Linked DNA regions of Mus musculus: region 2 is linked to region 1. The links are chromatin contacts, found by Hi-C or POLR2A ChIA-PET in ENCODE. All regions are on one chromosome and are shown on one strand. Each heading gives the region's core, a stretch centred on a gene start or an enhancer-like site at or near the end of the contact. The rest is flanking DNA. Distances are from core to core; before and after follow the strand shown. Region 1 holds the start of Ccz1 (CCZ1 vacuolar protein trafficking and biogenesis associated). Region 2 holds the start of Smurf1 (SMAD specific E3 ubiquitin protein ligase 1).

Region 1 (3,698 bases), core at 898-3,397:
AACCATTTTGATTTTGAAATTGCAACCAATTTCAGTGTTTCCTAAGAATAAGAGCCCCAGAGCTGTTACTGTGAACTGTTACTGAGTATATAAATACCATAACCATCCAGAAATTTTCTTCTGGTTCATTGAAGAACTGTCTGTTCTTCTGTGTGTGTAAAGATTTTGCAGGTTTCGATGGGCTAAAAGTCCTAGTGGGAAAAAAGTTTTAAAAACATGGTTTAAATATGGTGTAAATTGAAAGAATTCACCAGTCTTTACAAACAAAAAATATATGTAAACTATTACCTTGTAAACTGTACAATTGCTTCACATAATCCAACATTTCTAATTTTTTCATTCTTTTCTACTTCATTTGGATGGTAAAACAGAATTTTATTTTCTTCCTAACACAGAAAGAAAACAGAAACACAGCATTAATGTCAGGATTTATTCATCTTAACTCTGAAAGTGTTGAGTTTAACATCCAACTCTCCGATCATAGAGGCTAAGGACAACACCTAAAAATGTCTTTAGAAAACCAGGAATGGTTGGGTCTGGTGGCACACGTCACGAATCCCAGCACTCTGGAGGCAGAGATAGGAGAGTCTCTGAGTTGGAGGCCAGCCTGGTCTACAGAGTGAGTTCCAGGACAGCCAGGGCTACACAGAGAAACCCTGTATTGATGGGAAAAAACAAAAAACAAAAAGCACCTCCAAAAAACAAAATTCATTGTGATTTTGTAACTACTGCAAGCCATCAGTGTAAGAGGTAATTGTGATATTCACCAAATCACATCTCATCAGTAGGACAAGATGAAAGTCTCAGATTTCTTCCCATGTGTCAGAAACCCTCACAAGGAAGATGCAGGTGTGCGCGTGTACAAGAATACAGGATCCACAATTGCACCAAGTTGGTTCGGGAGCACTTGGGCTGACAGCCTCTAAATAGGGCTTTTTTTTTTTAAGATTTATTTATTTATTTATTTATTTATTTATTATATGTAAGTACTTATTTATTTATTTATTTATTTATTTATTTATTATATGTAAGTACACTGTAGCTGTCTTCAGACACACCAGAAGAGGGCATCAGATCTCATTACGGGTGGTTGTGAGCCACCATGTGGTTGCTGGGATTTGAACTTCGGACCTTCAGAAGAGCAGTCGGGTGCTCTTACCCACTGAGCCATCTCACCAGCCCCTAAATAGGGCTTTGATCTGCTTGCAACAAAACACAGTTCTAGGCATGTTTTGAGGAAGTTGCCACTGTCAACTCGGAGTAAAAAAAAACGCTTATAACTTCGATTTTGGGTGCTCCCTTCGGCAGCACATATACTAAAATTGGAATGATACAGAGATTAGCATGGCCCCTGTGCAAGGATGACACTCAAATTCGTGAAGCGTTCCATTTTTTTCCAACGTTTATCCTAGACACAGTGAAAAACTATTTCATTCTAATGTTTACCCTAGATAGAATGATTCTACTAGAGTTCGACTATGATACCTGAATATACACCTAAAGCACTCTTAACTCCTACCATCACAGAAATGCTTGCACATAAATCTTTATTGCTACATTAATGACATTAGCCACAAGCTGGAACCAGCATAGATATCAACCAAACAGTTTAGTGGATAGAAATGTGTTAAAACACAATGAGATTTTAGTTAGCCGGAAGGAAAAATAAAGTAACAGTAACATTTCCAGAAAACAAAACATCAATTTTGGGGAAAACAAGAAAAAAGAAAAAATTAACTTTGTGAAGCGCCTCCAAGTTTTTAGTTTTGTTTCATTTTCCCTCTTTTGGGAGCTCTGTCCTACCAATCTGGCTCCACCTTTGCAATCGAAGATTCCAAGAGAGGAGTCAAGTTCGATCTTAATTGCCCAGACCTGACGCGATGGGAAAGACTTTCAAGCCGGGCGGAGGGATTAACCTGGGACCTCCGTTGCCAGGACGGGCTGCGGCATCAGGGGCCGGGCACGGAGCAGGCTCGCGGCCCCTTCGGCTTACCTCTCCCTCGCGCGGCCCGAAACGGGGGTTGTAGATGAAGAAGCTCAGCAGCGCTGGCGGGAACTGCTTCTCCTGGGCCGCCCAAGCACCCGGCCCGGCCGCGGCTGCCGCCATCCCGGCCCGGCCCCCGTTTCGGGAGGCTCCCCTCCGCCCGCTCCGAGGCAGCAGCCTTAGGGAACACCGCACTTCCGCCTCGCTAGCCGGCGGCCCGGAAGAGCTCGAAACTGACCCAGAAGAAAAACCTGCAGTGCCCAGTCCCTCTCTGATAGGTCCGTGTGGAACCAGTTCCCTCGTGTTTATTGGGCTGGAGTGTTTTCAATTATATCAGCTCTCAGCTGGCTGTCATGGCTAAAGGCGAAGACCACGAATTTCAAGAGAAATGTAACAATGGATTGGGGTGGGGGGGGTGTTGTTTCTTTTCTTTTGTTTGTTTGTTTGTTTGTTTGTTTGGATAGGGGTTCACTATGTACACCAGGTTGGCCTCTAACTCACAGAGATCCTCATGCCTCAGCCTCCTGGGTGCTGGCATTAAAGGCGTCATGGATACGGTATTTTTTAAGTGTGAAAAAACGTTTAGGGGAACACATTTTTCTTGAAGGTAGCCAGTTTACATCTGTTGTTGGTTGGTTTTTGGTTTTGTTGTTGTTGTTGTTGTTGTTGTTGTTGTTGTTGTTTTACATTTATTTATTTGTCCTCCAGGGAGGGGGATGTCCTGGCACGTGTATGAAGGTCAGAGGACAACTTGTTGAAATTGCTTCTCCCCTTCAGCACCACATAAACTGGGTGTGGCTGGCACGCCCTGGTGTGGTGGAGGCAGGAGGATCATAAGTCAAGGTCAACCTCGAATATATAGCACTTTTACTTACATCAATTATAAGCAATGGACTATAAGCAAAAGCAAAAATGTCCAAATTTACCTTGCCACAGAACTGGAGAGATGGTTCTACAATTAAGAGCACTGGCTGCTTTCACTAAGGACCTGGATTTAGTTCCAGCTCATAATGGCCAATAACTCCAGCTGCAGGGCATCTGATGCCTCTTTTGGCCTCTGTGGGCACTTGCTCAAATGTGGCACACATAAATTCATGCAAGCACACATATACGTATAAAATAAATCAATCCTTTTTTTTTTAATCTACCCTATCACCAACAAAGCTGATTTTCTTGGAACAAGTGAAAACCTGTAAATCTATAGTCTTCTCAGTGAATAAATCAACAGGCCTAGTGGAAAATATCCTGTCGATTCAGATTTCATCTGTCTTCTAAAGTGTTTGTGAGGTAATCCTATACCCTAGCCGTTACAGAAGAGATACGGGGTAGGTTTTTGCTTGAAATTGGATTCGTGAGCAGTCGTTTACGCAACACTAAACTGTAGTTGCTACACAGAACTATGTAAGCATGCAAATCGACAAGTGTTTCCCATACGTGCTTCATTTTCATTTTGATACAGAAAGAACTATTTTGAAAATCTATAGGTTCTCTAGGCATGGGGGCACAGGCGCTCAGGGTGTTGAAACAGGTGCATTACCAGCTATAAGATAGTCTGAGCTACAGAATGAGTCCCTGTCTCAAAAACAGTTTTGTTGTTCCTATAAGCAAATAAATCAGGGTCTCACATAGCCTGGCTTCAGGATCGATATGTAGTCAGGAATGGCCTTGAATTCCTGATCCTGATGTTTTGACTTCCAAATTCTGGGATTTCCAA
Region 2 (3,698 bases), core at 611-3,110, 950 kb after region 1:
ACCAAGGACTCGTCTCTGGAGTACTAAGTGGCCTGGCCTCGGGGAGAACGGAAGTGGACTAGACTGGAGAGGTCTGGACCACTGATGAGGTGGGGGAAGTGAGAACAAGACTGGGAGACAGACGTTTGGTCCCAGACAGGATTGAGGAATTTGCGACTTAAGGGTGGAGGCTGTAAGACAGAAGCGAGTGGGCGGGACTGAAAGATAAGTGAGGGCGGGATCAAGCAGGGACGGGGGCGTGGCTGAAAACAGTAGAGGGGGCGGAGCCAAGAGAGGAGAGGGGAAACTAGAGAGATGGAGATGAGGAGTGGGTGAGGCGGTGGGAGAGCAAAGAGAAGCAAGGCAAACGAGTAGGGGGTGGGATGATTCGAAGGGACCCAGAGAGAGAAGGGAGAAGGTAGATAATGTTCATGTGAGAGAGTGGGAAGAAAGAAAGGAGAGAGAGATGAAGTGATGAGAAGCTGCAAGGGAAAAGAGGGAGGGGACAGGCGGGAGGATGGTGAGGGGTGGGCCTAGAGGGGAACAGCAGGTAGAAGGAGGATGAGAGTGAAGAGATGGATGATGAAAATGTGAGGTAGGGGTGGAAAGAGCGGTGGAGGTGCAGCGAGGGGGCGGGATCTACATGAAGTTGAAAGGTGTGTGGCTATGTACAAGGCCTGAAGAAAAGCAGGCAGGGGGGTAGGTGTGGATCAGAGGGTGCTGGGGCGGTGTCAAGAGAGGACACTAGAGGGGACCGGTGGAGGGCCCCGAGGGGTGGTACCTATATGCAGCTGAGGGTAGGTGTGGGGCAGAAAGGAGAGGGGGGGGGGGAGTCCTGTAGTGGAGGAGCTAGGGGGCGGGACCTGATCCAGAAGGGTAAAGTTAGGGGCAGAGGGAGAAAGCTAGGGGGCGTGGCCCATATGCAACTGATGGTAGGTGTGGGCAGATAGAGTAGTGTGGGCAGGGGGGGATAGGCAAGAACCTGAAGAGAAAGGAGCCAGAGGCGGGGCCAAGAGAATCAGCCACAGGGGTGGAATCTATGATAGAGGGATGAACAGCAAGCCAGGCTTAATGCAGAAAAGGCAGCTGCCTGGGCCTGCAGAGCAAGCAGGGGGCGGGGAATGATGCAGAGGGAGGAGCCATAGGGCGGGTCGCCAAAGCTACAAAGTAGTCAAGGGGTGGAGCCTGTGAGGGGGAGGGGGAGTCTGCAGAAGAGTCGAGGGCTGAGCCTAGTTAAGGGGGCGAGTCTGCAGATCGGAGAGGCGTGGCTTGATGCAGAGGGAGGGCGGGGCTGCCGCAGCGGGGCGTGTCCTGATGTGCCAGGGGCGGGCCCTGATGCAGAGGGAGGGGACGGGGCGGCAGGGGCGGCGCCTGCAGAGCACCCGGGGGGCGGGGCCGGGAGCGCGAGCGAGGGGCGCACGCCGTAGGGGGTGCAGCGGTCCCGGGACAACGGCCGGTGCAAGGGGGGGGGGGGGGGAGGGGGCGGGGCGGGAGTCCGCAGGGTCCCTGGGACAGTCTAGGGGCGCGAGGGCCGCGGCCCTGTCGTGCCTACCTGTCAGACGGATCTTGATGCTGGAGCCGTTCCTACGGGTCCCGGGGTTCGACATCTCCCGCCAGCGGCCGGCCGGCCTCGGATCCAGTGCCGCCGCCCCCCAGCCCGGCCCGGCCCGGCCCCGCCGCCGCCTCAAGGTTACGGCCACGGGCTGGGCGCCGGGGTCCGAGCCGGGACGCCGAGTGCGCGGCGCAGGCGTTGGGCCGGAGACCACGGGCTGGAACCGTAGAACCGAGCGCTCGGCCGCGCCGCCGCCAGGAGCCGCCCCTGGCTGGCCCAGCCCGGAGCCGCCGCGCTCGCAGCCGGACGCCCGCCGCCCTCGCTGCTTCCGCCGCCGCCTCCCGAGCTGCGCGCGCCCGCCGCCTTGCCGGCCCGGCCCTGCGCGGCCTCGCGCTTGCGTGTGTGCGTGCGTGCGCGCGCCCGAGCACGGCGCTACGCGGACCGCGCTTGTCCTGGGCGCGCGCAAGGGGGTCTGGGGGAGCTGCAAGGTTCCTGCAGCCGGCGGGGAGCCTTGAAACAGACACCACCGTGGCCACCACCGCCCCACACACGTAGACGACACACACGCACACACAAGCGGCGCAGTCGGAGCTGGTTCTTAGTCACAATCTCAGAACCAACTGATTTGCTTGTGCGACGATTTGGGGGAACCGATTGTTTCTTCAGTGTCGGACTTTTCAAAGCTCCTGATGGAAGCCAGGGTGTTGCATGAAACCCCAAGAACCGTGCGCGCGTGCGCGCGTGGGTACACACTAGATCCTGCAAGTTCCAAGGGAAGACTTCCCGCAGTGATCGAGTGTCGGATGTGCCCTGTGCAACTGGTGTATTCGATTGACAAAGTGGCTAGACTCAGAGGAAGTGCGGCATATGGACCAGCTAAACAAGATGAAGGATGTAAATGGAGAGGTGGTGGTTTTGTGGATAGGAACCTGCATGCAACTGAACTAACCCAGAGAAGTAAGCAGTCGGGTTTTCGAGTCCCTGCCTTCTGATGAACCCACCCCCAAACCCCCAGAGTGTCAGGCCGGTAAAAAGTAAAAGCCGGGCTTTCTTTCCCCAGCAAGCAAACCAATCTCTATGGTAACGCATTCTAGAGAGGAAATAAAAGGTTCTTGAAAAGGCTGCGTATATTTACCAAACTCCCATCCGACCTGAACTTAATTCACTTCATGGGCAGACTCTATGGTTCTTCCTTAGAACCAGCTACCCACAGCGTTTGACCACCCTCTTTGGAGACAGGGGCTCATCTGTAGCTGAGGCTGACCTCAAAACTGTGATTCCCCCTACTCAGCCTCCGGAGCGCAGGGATTACAGGCTTGTACCTGTTCTTGTCCTAGGCAGTTTGGTTTTATGAGCCTGTGCAGCCCAGACTATTTAATAATGGAGGGAAAATATCTTAAGAATAGGATCGTGTATGGGCAACGGTTAATCCAGACTCTAACTCTGCTTCCATTTCTAAGCCGTTGTCGCTGAGAGCGAGACCCTAGGTTGGAATAAATCCATTTAGGAGTCTTTGATTGGTGTTGGGAGAATAGCACCATTGGTAAGGTGTTCGATGGTGCAAGCACAAGAAGCTAAGTTTTGTGAGGCTTTTTTTTAGATATTTCTGTTACCTATATAGGAGTGTTTTGTGTGCGTGTTTGTATGTGTGCATCACAAGGTGCTGGATCTGGAGCGGGTGTTTGTGAGCCACCGTGTGGGTGCTGGGAACTGAACTTAGGTCCTCTGGAAGAGCAACGTGTGCTCCTAACTGTTCAGCATCTCTCCAGCCCCACGGTACAGGTGTGCTGGTGAGTTTGAGTGATCCCAGCCCCCTGGGAGGCAAAGACAGAAGGATCCCTGGGACTAATAGGCCAGTAAGCCTCCATGAATCAGGAACCCTATGCCAGTGAGAGACTCTGCCACCAGAAAAAATGGAGCTGGGGGATAAACAGTGGAGAAAAACTGAAGTTAACCTCTCTCTCTCTCTCTCTCTCTCTCTCTCTCTCTCTCTCTCTCTCTCTCTCTCTCCCCCTGCACTTCTCTCCTTCCCTCCTTGCCCTGTCATTCTCTTTCTCTGTATCCTCAGCCATACCTCCCTTCTTTCTCATTCCTCTTCCCTCCACCTTCACCCACTCACACACACACACACACTCACACACTCACACACACTCACACACTCACACAC

The links. Hi-C counts contacts between places; a loop is a spot of excess contacts on that map. ChIA-PET counts read pairs that join two places held with the same protein, here RNA polymerase II (POLR2A).
Region 2: a map of T-helper 2 cell shows a loop between it and region 1 (5-fold over the local background). The contact joins the promoter of Smurf1 here to the promoter of Ccz1 in region 1. A Hi-C loop is called at or near these places in 1 of 37 maps with a recorded cell type or tissue (T-helper 2 cell). POLR2A ChIA-PET finds 5 or more read pairs at or near these places in 1 of 5 experiments (Patski).

What each region holds. Positions count from the first base shown.
Region 1 is chr5:144,012,706-144,016,403 of GRCm38, forward strand. Ccz1 (CCZ1 vacuolar protein trafficking and biogenesis associated) reads right to left here and starts at 2,148. Exons shown (of 15, transcript NM_177682.3): 1 at 1,994-2,148; 2 at 289-386; 3 at 98-191. The coding sequence starts at 2,107. It overlaps Gm24311 (a small nuclear RNA gene), which reads left to right and starts at 1,293; the gene lies at 1,293-1,396. Gm33427 (a long non-coding RNA gene) reads left to right here and starts at 2,454. Exons shown (of 2, transcript XR_377194.2): 1 at 2,454-3,271.
Region 2 is chr5:144,963,970-144,967,667 of GRCm38, forward strand. It overlaps Smurf1 (SMAD specific E3 ubiquitin protein ligase 1), which reads right to left and starts at 1,861. Exons shown (of 18, transcript NM_001038627.1): 1 at 1,532-1,861. The coding sequence starts at 1,586.